Regions from separate parts of the Homo sapiens genome. Here region 1 is linked to region 2. Evidence: read pairs that join two places in POLR2A ChIA-PET (ENCODE). Cell type or tissue: CD4-positive, alpha-beta T cell. All regions are shown on one strand. Each heading gives the region's core, and the rest is flanking DNA. Links, peaks and the distances in the headings are about the cores only. Region 1 holds the start of PSTK (phosphoseryl-tRNA kinase). Region 2 has its middle 88 kb from the start of BUB3.

Evidence for each region. Peaks named below come from ENCODE experiments on the same cell type or tissue, not always from the same donor. Only the 100,000 strongest peaks of a DNase experiment are listed, where the experiment ranks them.
Region 1: POLR2A ChIA-PET joins it to region 2 with 7 read pairs; 2 of 35 experiments call an interaction of 5 or more read pairs at or near these places.

The regions. Positions count from the first base shown.
Region 1 is chr10:122,978,855-122,981,720 of GRCh38, reverse strand. PSTK (phosphoseryl-tRNA kinase) reads right to left here and starts at 1,320. Exons shown (of 6, transcript NM_001363531.2): 1 at 1,026-1,320. The coding sequence starts at 1,241. RefSeq lists an enhancer at 989-1,308. In CD4-positive, alpha-beta T cell, for the core only: CTCF peaks have their summits at 1,135 and 1,335; DNase peaks (open chromatin) are centred at 410, 1,070 and 1,310; H3K4me3 peaks cover 1,349 bases; H3K27ac peaks cover 885 bases.
Region 2 is chr10:123,240,478-123,243,391 of GRCh38, reverse strand. No RefSeq gene overlaps it. Among named protein-coding and RNA genes, the nearest start is that of BUB3, 88 kb to the right of the region's middle. In CD4-positive, alpha-beta T cell, for the core only: no CTCF peak of the experiment used is centred there; a DNase peak (open chromatin) is centred at 1,861; H3K27ac peaks cover 2,351 bases.

The DNA.
Region 1 (2,866 bases), core at 1-2,500, 260 kb after region 2:
CCTGACACTGCACTTACTTCACAATTAACCAAGAATGAGAAAGTAGATACACCTTGCTGGAGAGCCCATGCACCAAATGTACTGTATTTTTGTATATATACTTAGAAAGTAGAGTCACATAACATTTGCATTTGATTTCTGTAAATTCATCTACATTAGGCATTAAACAACAAAAATAATAATGTTAACATTTCAGAATATTTCAAAGAGTATTTACTCAAGAGTGAGCATGAGAAACACGAATGTAATCTACTCTTCCCCCAGTGGTCTCAGTTTCCACATGCTTCTCCAAGAGGATGTATCTCACTGTGCTGAGTGTGAGATGAGGAGGGCTTAAAGAGATGTATTTGGAACATACAAGTTTTTCCGTAAATACAAACCCATTACTTCCTCTGGTGGTCAACTAAGAAACAGCCATCCTTCCCAAAGCTGGCAGAGGCAGATTTACTTTGAGATGAACAAAGATTAAGCTTCATAGGTCTGATAATGCATTTGTACAGCCTCTTTCTATCGTTCTGAGGGACCCCAGAAATTTTGTTACTTATAGTTTTTATTCCTTTTCTTAAAGAGGATTCCTCAAATTACAAAACCTGAATCCACCCGTAGCTAGACGTTCAAGTTTTAGAACTTCTTTCCCTCTCCTAAGGAGAAACTTCCTAAGGGATTTTCGACAGTGCATTTGACTATAGGGGCTTTCCACCTTGCACGCTGACTTGAGAACCTGACCCTGTCTGAAGACTCAACTGTATAGAATATACAACATATACATGCATCAAATATACAGATAAGCATCTAAAATGCATCGTTCTAACAGTTGGCTTTGTAACCACTTTCTACAGCCAACGCATTCACCCTCTGCAGTAACTATGTTAACCCAGCTCCACTTTTCTCGAACTTCACCTCCCACACCAAGCAATGGGCGCTCATGGCAAATCACCCAGGACCGCGTGGACGCGAGTGTCCCCGCCCCGCCCCGCCCCGCCCCGCCCCGCCCCGCGGCCCAGGCCCCGCCCCTCCGTGCTGACCGCCGGTCGCGCTCTTGCCCCGGCGAGAAACGCGTCGGGCATGACGTCATCATACGCGACAACACCGATGGCCCAACCCTGCTCCTGCTGCAGCCGGTGGGCGAGGGCGCGCGCGAAAGTCGATTTTCCTGCCGCGGGGAGGCCACAGAGGACGCAGAGGCCTCGTTTCCGCGGCCCGTCGCTGCCGGTTCCTCTGATGTTCTCGGCGGTCTTCATGCTGCCCGGGGAGACCGGAGGAGTCTGGGAGCGTCGTCTCCGCTCTACCGTCTGCCCTGCGCGCACGCGCAGCGTCTCCGCCGCCTACCGGCGCAGTGGAGGAACTGGCCTAGCTGGGTTTCCGTGCGGCCCCAGAGGCACCTGCTCCACCGGTGCCCTGCTTGCTCCCAGGGACCAGAGGCTGGAGAGACCGCGGCGCTGCGTTCCTAGCTCCTGGACATTCCCAAGGGGTCCCAGAGTTAGGATTGATCTTCAAATAGAATCACCCTCCCTGCCGAAAGTTGCCAGCCAGTAGGATTGGCGCCTCAGTTTTGTTAGGATGAGGTCTTTCTGCTTAGGAAAATCCCAAAAGAGACGTTGAGCCTTTCCCTCCAGCAATCTTTCGAAAATAAGTTACTGGAAATCAAAGAATAGAAGGCGAGGCTGACAGTCCGACCACCGCGCTCCTTTGCGGTTCCCAGATGTGAAGAGTGCAAGGGCAAAGTAAACATTCGTTATTGTGCCCTCACAGCACCAGTGGGCAGCAAGCGTGAAGAAATATTGTCAGGAAAGGCACATCCACAGACCTCAATTCCAGTGCATGCAGACAGAGAACAATAGGTGTTTGTGTTAAAAAGTAATACTAAGCTATGGAGAGGTACAAAACAAGTTTTTGTTTTTTGTTTGTTTTTAAGACGGAGTCTCGCTCTGTCGCCCAGGCTGGAGTGCAGTGGCGCAATCTCGGCTCACTGCAACCTCTGCAACCTCCGCCTCCTGGGTTCACGCCATTCTCCTGCCTCAGCCTCCGAGTAGCTGGGAATACAGGCGCTTGCCACCAGGCCCAGCTAACTTTTTGTATTTTTAGTGGAGACGGGGTTTCACCATGTTAGCCAGGATGGTCTCGATTTCCTGACCTTGTGATCCGCCCGCCTCGGCCTCCCAAAGATTACAGGCGCAAGCCACCGCGGCTGGCCAAGTTTTTTTTGTCTGGGGGTGTGTTGTAGAAAAATTGAATTCAGATTACAGTTTTTTGTTTTTTGAGACAGCGTCTCACTCTCTCGCCCGGACTGGAGTGCAGTGGTCCGATCTCGGCTCACCGCAACCTCCGCCTCTCAGGCTCGAGGGATTCTCCTGCCTCAGCCTCCCGAGTAGCTGGGATTACAGGCGAACACCACTACTGCCCAATTAATTTTTGTATTTTCAGTAAGAACGGGGTTTCCTCATGTTGGACAGGCTGGTCTTGAACTGACCGCAAATGATCCACCCGCCTCGGCTTCCCAAAGTGCTGGTATTACAGGCGTGAGCCACCGCGTCGGGCCTAGATTCCAGATTCTTTTATCCTTATATTTTAGGGGATAATTCCTTCTTACCTGTAAAGGGTATGTTCAAAATGTGAAGACGTAAGGACAAAATCAGTGTATACTGTGTCAAAATATGACGAGTAACCTGCTAAAGCTGATATAATTTGTATGAAGCACTTACAAATAATCTCATTTTCCTTTGGACTGAAAGTGAAGAGCAATGAGTTAAACTCTTTATTTCATGACATTTTATCATTATTGGTCCAGTATAAGGTCCCTCTCCTTAATTTGCCCCTCCCCCACTTTTTTAAGAGACAGGGTTTTGCTTTGTCACCCAAGCTGGAG
Region 2 (2,914 bases), core at 330-2,829:
CCCCCCGAACACTTGGAAACCCTAAGTTAGGTGTGGCTTGTAGAAGGTTCTCTGCTGGGGTCCCTTCTGATTTATTTTCTTCTAGATGCTCGGCAGCCATAAGATCACTTGCCTGCCCCTTCCTTTTAGCACATATTTGTAGATTGAATGTGACTGTAGTCAGCACTCATTCTCCTAGAGCCATGCTAGGAAGCACCCCTACCTCCACTGTCCACTTTCCCTTCTTAAACTAAATCGTGGCTACACTGACAGAGCAGTCCCACGGCTTGGCAGCCCCAAGTGCGTCGTGCAGGGATGTGATCATCAAGCTGCTGGAGAAGCCAATGAATTATTATCCTTGGCATCTGAAGAGTGGCATAAAAGTTGTTTCTGATGCTCACATCCATTTCTTGAGACAATGATATTTTGTTGGCAGTTTTAGGGTCATGCTAAAATAAAAACAGAATCCAAATGAGGAGACCCAGCCATGCCACTGTTAAGAAGAATGAAACTGGAAATTGGAAGCACCAACTACTGTATGATGGGGGACGGTGGCGACTTTTCTTCCAAGATCAGGACTATGCCCTTGGTCCTAGGTCTCAAGAACGAGGTGCCTTTTCCCTAACTCCTGCCCTTCCCCACTTAACCCATAGACCTTTTCCTCACTTCTCCCTTTCCCTAAATCATTACCCTCCAGCTCCACAGGAGAAAGCTCACCGTCGTTTCTGAATGCAAACTCACCAACCAACTTGATGTTTAAATTCAATAGTATTGTTGAATTAGCATTAATTGGTGCTAACTTTTTGGAGGGAAATTTGATAACATCAAACAAAATTTGAAATAAACAAACCTTTCAATTCAGGAATTACACTTCTAGAAATTTATCTCACAAAAAACTTACAAGAGTATACAAAAAAGTTCATTGAAGCATTTGTTGTTATAGCAAAAAAAAAAGAAAAAAGAAATTGTCAACAACCTCAAATATCTATCAATAAAAAAGTAGGTAAAGTACAATGAATTTCCATAGAATCACTATGGAATGTATATGTAGCACACTCACAGCTTAAAATAAGTAAATACATTTTAAAATAGCATCTGTAAACACATCTATGATATGGATGCATGTGCCCACCTGTAATGCACAGAAAAAAATCTCTAAGGTAGAGACCACATTATTCCACTGGTTATCACTGAGGAGTAAGAAAGCTAGGAGTAGGTAAGAGAGCTCATTTTTTACATCACTTCCTGCTGTATTGGTTTATTTTTTACAGTGAGCACACATTCTTTTGGTAACAGGAAATTATCACGAATGTTTCAAAATACAGTTGTGCTGGCTAAGTGTTGCTGTTGCCCGAGCCACAGGATCTGAGGAACAGAACCCAGGGCAGGAAGGAGGTGCCAGGGCAGGAAGGAGGTACAGGCCAGTGCAAGCTCCTCAGACTCCCGGGGTGTAAATGGGGATCATTGTGGTATCCACATCCTAGGGTTTCTGTGCAGATAAAATGAAGTCATGCCTACGAAGCCCCCAGAACAGTGCCTGGCACGCAGTAAGCACATAATGTAATAAGTAGTAGCTGTTATAGCTGGGGCTGTTGGTGGTAACACTGCTGCCCAGAGACAGCCACAGCAGTCATGAGCCTGCATTACAGCAGTCTGTTGTCAAGTCTGGGTCCTGTACTAAACATAAGAAGATCAAAGGTGAAACAAAGTTCATCTCAACATCCCCAGTGCCTGGGACACTGAAGGATACACTAACATTTGATGAACAAATGTATGGACTGTCAGGAAATATGTGTCGATGGTAACTGAACTGGAATAAATTGGTCTCCACCAATAAGCAAACAGGCAGTTCCTATGACGTACCTGTACCCAAGCAGAAAAGCAGAGAGCACAGCCCCACCCTCCAGGTGCAGAGATCAACACATCTGAAAAAAAGCTAATGAGGAGTAAGTGACATACAGAATTACTTAACCACTTCCTCCTCATGGCCCCTTAGCATCTTATATACACCACTATCACAGTTCTTATGGTTCCCAGGAGCTTCTATTTCTTGAGATAGAAACGTTAGACCCTTAGTGAGCACTAGCTATGAAACAGGCCCTGTGCCAAACTGTTCATACACATTAGTTCATTTAATCCTCATAGCAAACCTACCATCATTGTCCCTGCTTTGCAGCTGAAGAAACTGGAACACAGAAAGGTTCAGTAATTTGCCTAAGATCACACAGTAAATGACAGGGCCAGGATTTGAACTTGGAAGAGCATGGTTTCAGAGTCCAGGACCTCCAATATTACATATTATTGTAGCCATTTAGATAGCAAGTGCCTTGGGGGCTGGGTCATGTCTTAGCGACCTTTGTATCATCAGAACCTGGATCAGAACTTGGCATGTAGTAGGTTCTGAATAAATATTTGTTGATTAAACAGGCTCAGGCTATGCTCACCTTTGGCTTAAAATGGAGTCAGTTTTCCCCACTGCCCTGTCCATCTACTGCCCAGAGCACCAGCCTTGGGTTCATGTGAGCAAGCCAGCCTCCCAGGCCCCAAAGCTGCCCTGGTACCCTCCGATATCTCAGCAAGTTTCTCCAAAAACAATTCAGCTCAATAGCCAGCCAGCCCACATTGGTGAGAGATTCTAGGCATAGCTGTCACTGATGAAAAGATTATATTTATGTCTTGAACAAAATCCATTCATTCATTTAAGTACCCAGAGTCCCCCAGAGAGTGTCATGAATCCACCCAACATGCCCTGGCTCTCGACTTTGTGTCTGCATCTTTGATTTAACTGATGGATGTGTAAAATCACAGGTGATACACACAGCCAGACAAATCCCAGGTGGCCCATCCAAAGGACCAAGAGCAAAAGTTATTCCAGTTGAGATCAGTGGAACTTGGATTCACAAAATCCCCCTGGAGATCCTCTCTCTGGCCTTTG